Linked DNA regions of Mus musculus: region 2 is linked to region 1. A link is a loop called in an ENCODE intact Hi-C map of the cell type or tissue named here. Cell type or tissue: heart. All regions are shown on one strand.

Region 1 (8,000 bases):
GTGTGCAGAGACATCAAAACGTAAGACACTCACCACAGCAGTCAGGCTCTGATGGAAGATATCAGGGAACAGGTAAAAAGAGTGGAGACAGAGAGCAGTGTTGGATTAGGTAAGAGGAGAGATGCACCCTGAGTTACAGGAGCGCACAGTAGGTAGATCACTCTGGCTGCAGGATGGAGAGATAGAAAAGAAGCCAAGAAGGATGCAGAGTAATTTAAAACCAATGCAGGTGGGAGATAGGGCAGCTTGGTGTTTGGCTGTAGCCATGGAGATAGACGGAGTAGAAGCTTATTAGAGTGGAGACAGCCGGACAGGATGATAACTGTGAGCCCAACTGCAAAGCGTTTAGGGAAAACAGGGATTAGCTGGGTGATCACAGCTAAGAGAGACAGGTGGGATACACACGCCACTGCCAGGTTAAAGAAATGGCAGTTGGTTGGGTTTGAACTTGAGACAAGAAACAGACATTTTTCAAAGTAGGAAACAATGCCTTCAGTATTGCACAGGACACTTCCACTGTCAAAAAGATTATTGTTTTTCTGAAACTCACTTTAAGTCAGTGGCCTTGATCTGTTAAATCTGGAAGCCCTATGACAGATCTACTGTGATTCTCAACTGAAAGGAGGTTTTTACCACAAGGGTGATAAAGCAGAGCCTGGAAGAACATTGGGGAGCGCTGATGAAGTTTCTTGGGGTTTATGAGTGAAGGAGGGAATGTTCCCCTCTTGGGAGACTCTGGGGAAGAGCATATATGGCAGGCAGTAGCTGTTAGTCCACATTAAATTCAAGCCAAAGGAAGGAGCCAATTACATGGGAGGTTGAAAAAGTTGGGGAATTGATTTGTGAGGGACTCTGAGATCCAGAAGACACTCAGGGAAGAAATTAGGAGAGAACAGATGGGTCTGTGACATAGGAACATCTTGGGAACATTCTGAAAGCCTCTGCCATCACTGAAAAATGATTGCTTCTTTTGCTCTGGAAACAGATGAGGTTAGTAGGGGGGTCATTTACTATTATTCTTATTTTTTTTCACATGTGTTTGTGTGGGTGTGCATGTGCCACAGTTAATGTGTCAATGTCAGATGACAGTGTGTAGAAGTAGCTTCTAGTCCTTTGCCACGTGGGTCCCTGGACAGAATGCAGGCCTCTACCCTCCACGACAAGTGTCTTTACCCATTGAGCCAGCATGCTGGTGCCCTCTCCCTCTCCCTCTCCCTCTCCCTCTCCCTCTCCCTCTCCCTCTCCCTCTCCCTCTCCCTCTCCCTCTCCCTCTCCCTCTCCCTCTCCCTCTCCCTCTCCCTCTCCCTCTCCCTCTCCCTCTCCCTCTCCCTCTCCTCCTCCTCCCTCTTCCTCTCCCTCTCCCCCTCCTCCCTCTCCCTTCGTCCCTCCATCCCTCCTTTTTACTCTCCTTTTCTCTCTCCTTCCTCCCTCTTTTTCTTTTTCTTTTTCTTTTTCTTTTTCTTTTTCTCTTTCTTTTTCTTTTTCTTTTTCTTTCTATTTTGAAACAAGGCCTCACTATTTAGCCCTAGCTTGGTGGGAACTCACTATAAGAGACCAAGCTGGCACTGAACTCATAGAGATTTGCCTGTCTCTTCCTCCTAACAACCTGAACTATTGCTTTTAAAGAAAATTCCACAAGGATTTACATGATCATTCCTCAGATCTGTAAGATTTGTGGTAGCTCAAAATGACCACTGTTGTAACAAGTTAAGTAAACGTCAAGATGTTCTTTTCCCAGAATTCCCTCCAGTCCTTAAGTTTACCCACTAAGAGACAGTTCTCTGTTTAGAAAAGCTCACACAATGTCTCCGGTCCTTAAGTCTGCCCCCTTAATGCAGTTAAAAGTTAACCAATGATAAACACCCAGCCCTAAACTGTGACTGAGAACTGCTCTAAAAAAAAATGTATAAAAGGTGTGTGCTTTAGCTACTCGGGGTCGCTTCCATCCTGATTTCAGGATGACCCCAGCATGCTGGATCAATAAACCTCTTGTGTTTTGCATCAATCTCTGTCTCTGCATCTCTGTGAGTGGGACATCCTGGAAGTAAGGCTTTTTGGGTCTTACAGATCCCCCACCACAGATGAAGGCTGGTGTTGTTAAATTGTCTCTAAGTAGACAGTCAGTTCTTTTTTCCAGGATGTTAGACGTGGCTTTAAAGACTTTAGGTTCAGACCTATCATCAACTTTAAAAACTTCAGTTTCCCTTCTAAGGAAAGCATCAAAAAGGGGTCACCTCTTCCCAAATTTCCAATGGCAGAAGAGTGGCTTAAGGTAATGGGTGTGTTCAATATGTTCTAGGGATCTGTCTCTTTCAAATAATTACTAATGGATAAGATATTCTCAGATCCATTACAAGACAGCAAATGAACACAAACACCCATGGAACCATGATTGACACAGACAGTGCAAAACAACCTCAAGGAGAGACCACCATGCATTTACTAGAGAAGCTAAAACTTCAGACTCTCCCAACATCACATTCATTATACGGGGAATAATTTAGGCAACGGAATAGTTAAACTTCTGATACACGTGACGTTATGCACGAGTTTCAGAGACATTCTGGTAAGAGAAATCAGTAACAACAGAGCATAAATACTGTACACTTGCATTTCTGTGATGTTCTAGAAGTATCTAAGAACTGGCTAAGCTGACAACACTCAGAACAGTGCAGAGTGGGTATGGAGGAAGCAACCAGAAGATGCTTAGAGGATGCTCTCTTGGGTGGATGAACGTGCACCTTCTAGTCAGCTCCTCCTTGCCTTTGGCATGAGGGGAAGCAGTGCCTGGGGGTGGGGGGACGGATATACAGATGCCTCAGTGAAATGGGAGAGCACTAATGTCTGGGAAAGGGACGTTTTGGCTTTTTCCTGACATATTCACCTGTAGCTGAGGACTTGGTGCTGACAGTGATGACTTCAGGCTGATAGTGATGAGAGTGTCCAAGATAATATGGGCTGAATACATTCTTCCTGCATAGAGTCCAGAGTGCCTAAAATGTACCACTAAAGGGTGGAATTGTAAGGGGAATAAATGAATCACCAGTCTGAAGACAGACGATTGATTGTGACTATCCTTGTGGTTCTGGAAGCTCTTTCTTCTCTGAGTGACTTGGGGCTGGAGCAAGTTCTCCTCAACGTCCTGTGCTGTCTAGCACGGACTCAGAACTTTGCTAAATGGTTAAAGAGATAGAGGAGTTTTGGCAGATAGGGTAGGAGGGTTAGGGCTTTGTAGGTATCAGCCAAGCAGTTTACTCAGAGATTTGGTTTTCTTTCCAGTTTTTGGTTGGAGCTGTTGAGGGTTGAAGCCTGGCTGGCTTTGTATTGCTAGGTTGCTGGCTCTTTTCCTCCCCACATGCCTGTTGTAAACCATCCCCTCCCATCTTAGAGCAGTTGGTACAATGGCAGTTGAGAGGCAGCTGTGGACCCGGAGGTGGGAGCTGGGAAAGACCTACATCCCTTGCCCCACCCTTCCTATCTCCAATTAAGGTTCTCATTTCAAATACTGCCCCCCAGTGGCCAAGGGCCCTACCATATTCCTCGTCATCACAAATACTAATTACCGTTCACCTCCTTTTGTTATATGCTAGGCATGTGCTTGCTGTTTGGCTTTACCAAGTCCTTCTGGCAAGTCACTTAGGGAGGTGCCCCACCCCTGATTTCACAGAGGAGAAACTGCAAACTAGAGAGTGTTAAGCAATTAGGTGAACAAAAGACAAGGCTGACTTATGAGTTTGGGTGTCTGTGGCTCCCACGCCCAGGTTCAGGCTGATCCTGCCCTCTGGGTGGCATTTTTGTTTTACATTTTCAAATCAAGGGAACAGTGAGAAAGGAGGGCACTTGAACTGGAGCACGGTCAGTGTACAGAACCGCCATGACTGCTGTCTGGGTGAAGGGTGAGCTGCAGTAAAATGAGGCACCATGGGACGAGATGGTGAGTCCTGAGCTGGGCTCAGTGGAGAGCGAGAGGCAAAGTCACCACCATTGCCACAGAGGATAGATACAGTTTCTGGCATCTGCTGCTTTTTAGCTGGAGAGTCTCTAAGTCCTCCTAGCCTTGTGGGGCGGACACAGTTAGCATCATTCCCAATTTACAGATTAGGAAACTGAGGCTCCCAGACACTTAACCTCAAATTCTAGTCTTTTGTATTCTTTCTAGGGATGGAACTTGGCTTTTTTTTTTTTTTTCTCTTCACTGCCTCCCTGGCCCCTAGAATCCTGTTGCTCTATATTTCACTGTCTTGGCTTTAGAATTCACGCCTCAGCCCTTCATGATGCTACTGCATTCTTTTGAATGGGGTCAAAATGAATGGGGTTCTCATGTCTAGTAAACGGAATGACAAAGTATTCAGCGGGATATGTTTTCGAATAAATAGATTTTTTTTTAAGGATTAGAATAATCTAACACTTATTTGGATATCACCTACTAAAAACTCAACCACTCTTTACTAAAAATTCAAGTGGAGCTGGGCACCCCTTGTACAGCACATTGAACTGCCTTAAAGTTAAGAGAGGCCCCACTGTGTGGCTGCGCTCAAGCCTAGAGTTATCTGACTCCTCTGTCCCTCCTCCCCAGACCCTTCCATCTAGAGAGCTCTGATAGGAACTGGGCTATTCTGGGAATTGCAAGGACCTGGTGACACTGAGGAGAGGCGAGGGCACTGGTGACCTCAGCAAGGGTCAGCTGGTAGGAAGTGCCAAAGGCAGGCCACAGGCTTTGCATAATCGACCTGCGGTGGTCTCCTTATCCAGAGCAGGACCCAGTATGGATAGAGAGTAGGTCTCTCTCTTTCCCGGAATTTCCCACTGTCAGGGCTCAGCCCCAGAGGCTAGATGCAACTCTCCAGGGTCTTTATCTCCTCTTGCTGTACTGCCTCACTTCCAGGACTTCATTTGGTGATGTCGACTCCTCTGATAAGGTGTGTGTGGCCCTGTGCCTGGTCTGATAAAGAAGAGAGAGTGTGGAATATGTTGCTGCTATCGTCACAGCCTCCATCTGTTCCAGGGCTCACAGCGCTCTCGGGAAGGGGACCTTTTTCTCTGAGCTCAGAGCTATCTGGAGGGAGCCACTCACCTTCCTCTTCGGGTCACACAACCAGTGCATGGGCCCTGTGGGGCTCCAGGCTGGAAAAAGAATCTCAAGGGATATGATGTGTTGTTACACTTGGCTTTACCTAGGGGCGGAGTCCCACCGCCCTCTGTCTGAGCAAGCCATGCCTTTGTCTGTGTTTTTGTGTACCTGTCTTGCTCCCTCCTTCCTGAAGTGAAGACTGCCCAAGCCAGGGTACTCCGCCTTGTTTCCCTGGCACTCAGCCAGGGCACCGGCCACACCTGCAGGAAGGAGGGGCAGACCCGCAGCTGCTGAGGTTGGATGGAGGATGCCCAGGGGACAGACAGTCTATGCCCACTACTCCGAGGTCTCCGGGTGTCCTAACACTTGACACGCTGCCGCTTCTGCGCCCGCTCATTCCTTCCCTTTAATGGCTTCCAAGGGAGAAAGGCTCAGAGCTCCACAGGCAGGGCAGCCCTCACTGCACATGGTGTCTTTCCCCAGGTGTACAGCAGGAGATACCCAGCTCAGCCCACTTCTGCCTGTCTCTCAGGGCAGCCCATCCAGCCTGCTTGAAGCTAACTAACTTCATTCCATCTCATCTTTAGTATTCACACTGCCTTCCAACTCTACTTCAGAGACTCAACGCACTCCAAAGCAAACTTCAAACCGTCCTTCTTTCCAGGGAGACATAGCAAAGGGCTGGGACTGGGGTGGCAGGGCAAGGTGGGTGAGGGTGGAGGGATCCTTTTTCTTACTTACCGTGCACAACGTCCCGGGGGAAGACTGGGGACCTGGGACTCAGTCGGCTCTCGCGTAGGGAGGAAGCTGGCAATGAGTTTCTGCTCAAGTCCTTCATCCCAGCTGGAGAAAGGCACCCTGGCCACATCAGTGTGCTGCGAATCCCAGCCACTGAGCAGGCTCCGGCTGGGATGAGCTCACCAGGATGTGGCCTAATGGGTTAACTCTTTGCAACCTGCTGGCGCAGGCACTCGAATGTGGCTTTCTCAGCTCTGCTCAGCCACTATTAGACAAATCTTGTGAAAAATTAATGAAGTTTTTCTGCAGTGTGCCTTTGAGTTTCAGTAGAAGTGTGTATTTGGCTGGTAGTGCCTGGGCAGAGAGGATCCTGACCTAGGTTCAGCAGGCTGTGGAGGTTCTGGGATGGGGGAGGTGTGAGGTGGTGATGGTGGGTTACATGTGATATGTGTGCCTGGCTCAGAAGCTGTGTTCGGGGCAGTATTATTGATAGTGAGATCTGGGCCTCTCTTCCTGCTTTGGATGTTGGAGAGCTCTGTGTTTGTTGAGTTAGGGAACACCTTTAGCTCCAAGATGCAAGGAGTATCTCTGGGAGCACCCCAGTAATCACACTCATGATGGCTACCCTTCATTACACAATGCCAGGAGCCAAGACATGTCCCTCGGGGATAGGTCTAAAGAATTTCCTTCTTGCTTCTCCCATCTAGCCCACTAGTTTTCTATTGATCTTTTTTGTGAGATGCCAGTTACAATCATGAAGATAAGCAAGCAAATCATGGCAAGAGGCAGAAGGACGTCCACTGTTGAGCCCGTCTGCCCGGGCGTGGGGGAAGCCAGTGTGAGCTGATGGGATGCCAGTTCTCAAGGTGTCGATGGATACCCTGCGGTCGGCAGTATTATTTAAGATTCTGGTGGCCAGACTAATTGGTTGTCTTTCTCCCAGCTATTCTGAGAAGATGGAAGCCATTACTGGTGGGGCAGGAGGGGGACTTTGATACCAGCAAGGATACACTGGGGGCTTCCTCTGTGGAGTGTAAAAAAAAGTCTTTCCCAAGAGTCATCAGGGAGGCCTAAAGCCAGTCAAGTTCAAAGCCATGGGCTCTTCCGTCTCAAGCCTTTTGATTTTCATGACTTGCAAAGATGAAGAGGGCTTGGCTATGTCATCAGTGTTTGGTGACATTGAAAGCTGAACCCTTCAGCTGAGGGAGTGAAAGAAGGGAGGCTAAGGGCTCCAGGGAGTTGACTTTGAAGGATTTAGTGGGTGCCACTTCTCTGACGTAGGTGCCTCTTATTCTGTGTTCAGATCAGCTTCTGAGACTGGAGTTATCAGGTGCCAAGGAGCCCTGGGATGAGTTGTTGTGCAATGCAGACAAGAACTTATTTTTCTTTAAATTCAGATTTCTATGTTTTCTTCTCCCTTTTCAGGATGTGGCTACATGGTGCAGAACTAACCATCACTAAGAGTTAATGCCTAATCTATTGTTTTTTCTGTGCTACTTATTATTCTAGGCATTTTTATTTATATAATAATTCACTATTTACTACAAAACCCCATGTGGCGTATAAAGAGATATATTGCTATTCTCTCTTTGGCCTTACACAAATTAGTTCTCTAAGCCTTCCTTTATTAATGGACTCATTTATTTATTAGATGTTACCATCCCTAATTTAAATTACATTTATTTGTTTTGTGTATAGCAGGCACGTGTGTGTGTGTGTGTGTGTGTGTGTGTGTGTATGGTGGGAGTGGGGTAGGTTGTCAAAGGACAACTTGCCAGAATTGGGAGTAGTTTTCTTTTTTTTTTCCCCTCACCACTCAGGTCAACAACCTCGGTTGCTGGCTTGGTGGTAGGTGCCTTTACTTACTAAGCCAACTTGCTGGCTCCCATCATGAAGTTTTAATAAGAAATAAATGAGAAGATGCGTATTGCAATTACCTGAAGAATATTCATGTGGAATGTGTATTTATAATATATGCATGCAGAAAATATACATAAAGTACTTGAAATTAGGGGTCAGACTGGGACAGAATGGCATCTGCAGGCTCCCTCTAGCAGAGCAGAGGAGGGAGGAAGACAGTTGGCTCTAGGCTGTAGGCTTTGGGGGGGGGGTTGAGTTGATGGGGTTGCTGTTCAGGTTTAGCATTGATGGGGGTAGTAAACAGGTCCTGGCAATGGCCTCTGTTTCAGAC
Region 2 (8,000 bases), 49 kb before region 1:
CTGGACCTACCACTTTCAACTCCTTAAAGGTGCAAATGACACCCGGGATTCCCTGCAGTGAGGGCTTTGTGTGAGGTGGGAAGCAGCCACTGCGGCTCAGTCAGTCTTAGCTCTTTCGGTCTTTCTTTGGTGTGAGCATATGCCCTGGGCTAAGTGTGAGCCTAGTTTTCCCCGGTGAGTGCAGATGAGGCTGTTGCTGAGTGGGAGCCAGAGAATGCATTTGGTACCCAGCCCAAAGAAACAGAGACTGGTTCCATTTCTAGAACTCAACAACAGCAACAGTAACAACAACAACAACAACAACAAAATAGCCAGCTGTGTTGTTCTCATGAAGAGAAGCTAGGGGGACTCTAGCTCAGTGTCTTCCTAGGGACTTTGGTCACTAGCCACATGTCTTACTGTAATAATAGCAGAACCTCACGTAAAAAGAGCTGGTCTCTCCTGGGTATGGGGCAGCTCCTCCCTACACATTTCTAATTGACACTATCAATAGGGTTATGGATGATGGAGGTCAAGCAAGGTTCTGGAGAAGAGCTCCATCTTTCTTTATTTCTTTTGTTTGTTTGTTTGTTTTTTCGGGTTTGGGTTTCTCTGTGTAGCCCTGGCTATCCTGGACCTCACTCTGCAGATACTCTGGCTGGCCTCAAACTCAGGAATCTGCCTGCTTCTGCCTCCTAAGTGCTGGGATTAAAGGCGTGTGCCACCACTGCCCAGCCCATCTTTCTTTTAACTGGGATTTTTTTTTATGATATCTTTTCAGATTATATATATATATATATATATATATATATATATATATATATATATATTAGTTTAATAACAAATAAAAATTTCAAAAAGAAAAAGAGAAACAATAGAAAATACTATTAGCTAAGTAGCCTAATATATAAATACAATGAAATTATCTCTAATTTCTTGTGGGTATCCATGTATGTACGTGCATACTTACTTTTTTTGAGGTTATTACTTTATTTTTTATTAGATATTTTCTTTATTTACATTTCAAATGTTATTCCCTTTTCTTGTTTCCCCTCCAAAAACTCTCTATCCCATTCCCCCCCTCCCTTCCCCTGCTTACCAACCCACACACTCCCACTTCCCTGTCCTGGCATTTCCCTACACTGGGGCATTGAGCCTTCACAGGACCAAGGGCCTCTCCTCTCATTGATGTCCCACAGGCCATCCTCTGCTACATATGTGGCTGGAGCCATGGGTCCCTCCATGTGTACTCTTCGGTTGGTGGTTCCCTGGGAGCTCTGGGGGTACTGGTTGATTCATATTGTTGTTCCTCCTTTGGGACTTCAAACCCCTTCAGCTCCTTTGGTCCTTTCTCTAGCTCCTCCACTGGAAACCCTGTGCTCAGTCCATGGGTTGGCTGTGAGCATCCACCTCTGTATTTGTCAGGCACTTGTAGAGAGGCTCTTCTCAGGTTTCTGAGTCCATCCTAATACTGAGGAGCCAAGCTGCTAGCTGAGCCCAGAGATTCCAGAAGAGTCTACCTGGTGAGGCTAACCTCTGTGCTCCGTGTATTCCATTGTGTGTGTGTGTGTGTGATGGCAGTATAATTACTCAAAGTAGACTCCCAAGATAAATAAATGGGATGACAGTGCCCTAAAGCTGAGGGTGTGAGGAGATTATGTCACCATGCAGACTCAGAATCATATCATGTCACACACACAACAATATGTCCATTTCTTTCTGCAGGCAAATACCTCATACCATAAATGACGTGAGACATCTTAAAGGAAACACGAACATTATAATCCCTAATATAAATACCAAGTACAAAATCAGGCTATAGGAAATATAAATTAGTTGTGTAGGTCAGCTTGGATGACGTCTTTGTGATTGTCCCTGGAATGGCGGTCTTTGGTAGATTCTGGGGTCAGGCTGTAGTAGACTACACGTAATTTAGCCTAGAAATGTAGTTTTATCCTTTAAGACATGAACAACACACAGACAGATAGCACAGCACAGTCCTATAGTGCTTATCAGAGAAAGTGCCTGATAGTTTCAGGTGACCTGGAGCACACTGTGAGCAGCCCTCATGGCCTGGCTCTGCACCTAGGTGGGCCTGCGTGAACAGGAGAGTCCTGTGTGCTCACTGCTGCCTGCGCATTCATGTTGCAGTCTCCATGTTGGAATTGGCTTCTGTGTATCCCCTCAGTGGTGGGATGAAGAGAGACCAGGCACTTGGAGTCTAGTGGATGTCAAAGGGACATGACAACAGTACTGTGGGCCGCATGCTCACGGGAGACCCCGATTTCAGTTGGCAGTTCTTTGAAAAGACTTTGACCAGAGGTTTCTTTGGTATCTAAGCCAGGAGTGGAGTGGTTCCTATAAAAGCCCCACTGGTGGAACTTCATGGCTCCTCTGCCCTCCACAAACTTCTGGGGTGCTGGCAGCAGTATCAGTGGTTTGGCACGGGGAGATTGGGCTCCAGAGAGAGTCCTGGTATTCACAGTCATTCTCGGCTATCCTGGTGGGTGATGTGAAGGCTCCGTCATCGCAGCATCTGGGTCCCTCTTGGATACTATCGGAGGGTGTGCTGCAAAGACTGCATACCTTGATTTGATTCTTCTGGGCCAGACAGACCCATGCTGGACAAAAGTAGACAATTATGGATCAGGCAAGACTCAATGGCTAGACCTGGCTCTGAATTCCAGGGCCGTCCCTCGATACCCACCAATTTCTCTTGGAGTACTTTAAACAGATCTGAGACTCAGATTTCTTCCATCTGTAAACTGGAGCTTTGAGTGCTTTGTTCTGAGTTGGAAGCATGAGTGGGACCTGAAAATAAACCATTGGTTTGTCTGCTTACAAACAGTGGCCTTATCAAGTATTCGCTCCTTAAACACAAAGCGAGTGCCTCATCCTGGGCTTTTGGTTCTAATCTCTGCCCTATTCCTAGAAGTCCATCTTTGCTCATCACTCTCAAACCCCCATTTTCTCCCTCCACTCACCCTCTCATTCAATTCCCTGTACCTACCCCACCCCCTAGAAAGGAATCCTATGCTATCAGGCCACTGTCCTGCCTCCTTAATTTCATCACCAAACACTTTGGAGAGCACTCTGCACCCAGGCCTTGTACATCTCATCAGTCACTCCACACATAGCACTCATCTGATCCTTCCCAACTGTTCACTGATAAAGACTCATTGCTGAGATGTGTGACCTTTCCTGAGGCTTCGGTGCCTCTGAAACATACCAAGGCCAGTCCCTGTGCAGTTGATCATGTCTTCCTTTGTCCTCTTTGCCAGCTTCATCATGGCACTCCCTTATTATTACTGGGAACTTTCACTTAGACTTCTCAACCTATGTTCCTTGTCTCATCCTCTGAGCACAGGCATGGTCCACAGCTCTGACCTCGTCTTCCATGGGCCAAAGGCCATACTTTTTCATAAAGAGCCAGATAGTCAGTAGTTCAGACTTGTTAGGCTATCTGGTCTCTGGTTGAACTATCTAACCCCTCTACTACTGCATAGAGCAGCTGGGGTTAATAACAGAAGTCAAGGAATGAACGGAGAGCCAATGAGGCTTTACTTACAAAAATAAGAGGCAGGGAAGATTTGGTCAGAGGCCATATCTGCCAATGCCCAGTCATGTAGAAAGTCTAGCTCCAATGCTTACTGGCTCTCTCACATTGCTCAAGTGGGTTAATCACTATGCTCCTTGTAATCCAAATGTCAATGTCTGTGATAAAGAAGATGATGATGAAGAGGAGAAGGAGGAAGAGGAGGAGGAAGAAAAGGGAAAGGAAGAGAGGGGAGTTGTTCCATGGTTCTTTTCTCAAAGCATGATAGTATGGCGAAATGGAATAGGAGCAGTCCCTAGAGCCTGGCTCAGAGAGTCTTAATGTTCCTCCCCATGTCTCCTTTTTTCCCCCATTCTCTACAGTCTCCTCCTTCTCCTCAGCTTCTTCTCTCTCTACAATCTTATCCATAGTCATGTCTTCGGCTCTGCCTCCAGCTCTATACCTGATCTGTTTTCTGAGCTTGAGCAATGCACATACTCAACTATTAGGTAGTCCTGCTCATATGTTCCATTTGCATTTAAATCTCTCTGTTCTTGAGAGAAACATGAATCATTTGAATTAAACATGGCTTCTCCTGACCTCTCTTGTTCTGGGAATGGTGGCACTTTCTGAGCTTTTGTCACAGCCTGTCCCTGAAGGGAAGCAGGACGGGCGCCATTTTGTCAGGGTGTCTTTGCCCTCCTACTTATTCCCCTTTTATAGCTATCACTTCTCTCATAACTTTTGTTACCCAGAACTTGCACTTTCTGGGTGTTATCCCCATCTCTGAGCCTGTACCTTCCAGATCATTTCATCCACACTGCTAACTTGCCCTTCCTGGAGCAGGGTAGGGGATGGTAAGGCCATTCTCCAGTCTGTAATGTTGACATCCCCTCCACACCAAGGACCAAAAGCCTCACTAAGTGTTAAAGAGTCCTGCATGAGCTGCACTGAGGATCCCTAAGTACAATATATCTGATTAGCCTCCCTGAGCTCTTTAATTATTTAGTCTCTGCAGCCGTTCTCTTTCCAGGCTAACCTGGCCTATGCCATCTCTAGCTGTCAAGTTCTTATCTGTTTCTCAGGGCCAGGTCAGACATCTGAATCACAACACCACCACCCCCCCCCCTCGCCCACCCCCAACACACACATATCCTTGGCCAGATACATAGACCATGCTTCTAGCCAGGGGCTCTGTGCTCACTCCAGCTTTCAGAGCCTATGCAAGACTGGGCCTATCTCCTGGAATGCGTTTTCCTGTGTACTTTTGTGAAGCGGTGTGCACTTGCAATATCTCTCTCCTCAGATTAGAAATCCCTGGAGAGACTTGAGAGATGCTTGGCTGTTCACATAGCCCTAGCACTGTGTCGGTTCCAGGAATGGGCTTGCCGAACAATTGTGGGTGTCCTTTTACCCAGCTAACCTTTGAGCAGACATAGCAGCAGCGTGGACAGAGAAGAGAGGTTACCTACCTATTTGAAAAAGCAAATGCAGAGGAATAAGTTTCACTTTCCAAAGCTCGGGGCCATAAGCCTTGTATGCCTTTTAGTCTCGATAGCAGCACTGTGGGCGTGCTTGTTCTTGTGGGTGATAGTTTCATGATGGGTGTGTGCAAGTGTGAGGGAAGCCATAGGATGGTATGCGATTAGATTAAGGTGTTTGTGAGGGAGTCATGCTAGTGTATACCTTGAATATCTGTGTACAACGGGGTGGGGGGAGAGATGTATCTACATATGTGCAGTGTATTCATGTGTCAATAAAACGAAGGAGGCATGTGTGTACATGTATGTTTGCTGAGTTGTAGGATGTGTGTTGTAGAGGCCAGGGAGTGTGTGTGTGTGTGTGTGTGTGTGTGTGTGTGTGTGTTTGAGGGTAGGGATTGTCTTAAATTTGCAAATGGATAAGAGTCTTTACGTGACTTTGCCTAGGGACTTATCTTTATGGGATATGCCCGAGAAGTAAAAATAAATAAAAATAAAATGAAGCAAACAGTCCTAGAAACACAGTGGCCAAGAGATAAAAATCAAGAAGGTCTTGCTCTGTACACTGTTGGGCTATAAAAAGGAGCCAGTTATCCTGAAACTTTCTGGGCAGCCTTTAAGGGTTAGCACCAGTTGCCCTCTTGCCTCTGGAGAACTGGCACACTGCAGAGAAAGGGATGGCAGAGCTGCCAGACCACAGCTCTGTTCTAGGGCAGACTAGGAACATGGCCTGCTTAACTCAGGGGCAGGGTGGAGCAGGTCCTATCTGCTTCATCTTGCAGAGTCTCTGAAGGATGTGGGAGGGGATGTGGCATCGGGCTCTGAACTCCAGAGTCTGCTTCTTTTTCCTTGACCCCACTCTGATTGCTGAGAACTGGCTAAACCAGTTACAATCTGCCATAAATCATAAATAAAGTTGGCAATTATACTGAGGCCAAAGGTTGAGGAATGGAAGGGAATTGGCACCAATCATCTTGGAGAGACAGTGTTGGGCACCAAAGGAAATGTTCACAGAAAGTATTAATGTGTGACTCAGTAGAAAATGCAGTGTCCAGCATGAGTGGAGTGGGGAATTTGGGTTCTGGTCCTTTCACTCTGCTTTGTCTTGCCTCCTCTAGAGGTCTTTCAGGTGCACTATCTGATCTAAGCTTTCATCGTAAAGGAAAAGAAAGTGACTTGTCCGAGGTCACAGGAGAGCAGGTATTCCCACAGTGAGTGAGCAGCCTCTGGAGCAGTCATGTTAAGCTGTTACTCTGGACTACTCTACTTCAGGGAATGATGGAGGAAGAAGGTCATGGTGAACTGATGGTGGCTTTGAGGGCCTCCTACACACAAAGTTTGAAGACTGGAGAAAGTGATGTTGGAATGACTGTGTTCTATGGAGAACATGCCTGGTAGCCCCTATATCTGAAAATCCAGCTGGGCCTAAGTGAAAGCCTGGCATTTGGGAGCAGCATCCATTCCCATTCCCTCTGAGAACAAAAGAACACCCTCTTAATCCTATCTACTGCCTTAGGAGTTGACCATGCTGGGGAGGTTGCTTAACGATAGAGCACTCGCTACATGCATGAGGTCCTGGTTCCTGCCCCAGGACCACACAGGCAGAATTGATCATAATCTTTCAAGAGTGTCTGAAAGGAAGGGTCCACCACTGTCCCAGGTCAGCTAGCAGCTTGATGACAGAGGCTTGACTGAGTGCCCTTTGCCTTGCTTGACCACTGTCAGCAACATCCTTCAAGGTCTACTACCTCTACTTTACAGACTTGGAGCCAGGTATGGAGAAAGAAAGTCACTCTCCCTAGGTCACACAGATAGGAAGGCACAAACAGGACTCAAGCAAGATGGTCTAGAACTTCGTCCCTTTCCTGATATGGAGCTAAGGTATGGGTTTTTAAATCTGAGACAGGGTTTCTTTGAGTAGTTCTGGCTGTCCTGGAACTCACTCTGTAGACAAATCTCTCAAATTCAGAGATCCACCTGCCTCTGCTTCTTGAGTGTACCGCTACCACCTGGCTTTTATTGAACTAAAAAATTTTTTATAAAATATTATATATATATATCTCAGTACACTGTAGCATGTTGTTCATGCCCAGAAGAGGGCATCAGATCTCATTACAGATGGTTGTGAGCCACCATGTGGTTGCTGGGATTTGAACTTAGGTCCTCTCAGACAGTGCTCTTAACCTCTGAGTCATCTATCTCTCCAGCCCCAACTAAACTTTTTAAAATGGCATTTAAACTACATAGTTTATTTATTATGTGTTCATGTGTGTGTGTGTGTGTGTGTGTGTGTGTGTGTGTGTGTGTGTTAACATGTGTGAGAGCATGCCTCAGTGCGGAAATAGAGGATAATTCTCCCCTCCCACCATGTGGGTCTCTGGGGTTGAACTCAGGGCATCAGACTATTGAGCTTCAGTTGGATGCAGGGAGGATGTGGAGGGCAAGGAGCTTAGCGCTGGGTATATCAAAGCTCTGATACCAATTCCTATCACTCTCTGTGCTGCGGCTAGGGCGATCTTTTGGAGACAGACTCAGTTGAATCCTTACAAACCCTTGCTTGTAAAAACCCAATAGAGCAAGGTGGTGGTGGCGCATGCCTTTATTCCCAACACTCTGGAGGCAGAGACAAGCAAATCTCTGTGAGTCTGAGACCAACCTGGTCTACGGAGCATGTTTCAGGACAGCCACGGCTACAAAGAGAAACCCTAGAAAAACAAACAAACAATCCAGCAATCCACCCAACGGTAGCTTATTTTCATTAACGGAATGAACAACCTGTTTAAGAAGGCCCTTGGAGTCTCTGTGCCAGACTGGACCTCTGCCTGCCTCCACCTTTTCAGCCTTTATTCTTAGTCTTTCTCTGCCATCTTGCTCCTTTTAGACATGTGCTTTCCCCAGTCTTTTCCTGAGAGACTCTCTAGTCAAACCCCTTACCCCCTCAGTGCTCAGCCTGCTATCATCCTGGGAAGCCTGTGACTCCACCTTTCATGTTGATTTCCCTGTTG

What was found. Hi-C counts contacts between places; a loop is a spot of excess contacts. Peaks named below come from ENCODE experiments on the same cell type or tissue, not always from the same donor. Only the 100,000 strongest peaks of a DNase experiment are listed, where the experiment ranks them.
Region 2: it touches region 1 in a loop (3-fold over the local background); 1 of 42 quality-filtered maps calls a loop at or near these places.

The regions. Positions count from the first base shown.
Region 1 is chr11:66,909,955-66,917,954 of GRCm38, reverse strand. Pirt (phosphoinositide-interacting regulator of transient receptor potential channels) reads right to left here and starts at 5,964. Exons shown (of 2, transcript NM_178656.3): 1 at 5,813-5,964. All of the region lies in intron 3 of Gm12298 (predicted gene 12298), which reads left to right. In heart, a CTCF peak has its summit at 3,526 (motif pointing left); DNase peaks (open chromatin) are centred at 3,494 and 4,674; H3K4me3 peaks cover 1,596 bases; H3K27ac peaks cover 3,056 bases; H3K27me3 peaks cover 1,572 bases.
Region 2 is chr11:66,958,756-66,966,755 of GRCm38, reverse strand. It overlaps Tmem238l (transmembrane protein 238 like), which reads right to left. Exons shown (of 4, transcript NR_169093.1): 3 at 2,687-2,790; 4 at 1,740-2,600. Among named protein-coding and RNA genes, the nearest start is that of Tmem238l, 7.7 kb to the right of the region's middle. In heart, no CTCF peak of the experiment used is centred here; a DNase peak (open chromatin) is centred at 4,835; H3K27ac peaks cover 1,097 bases; H3K27me3 peaks cover 960 bases.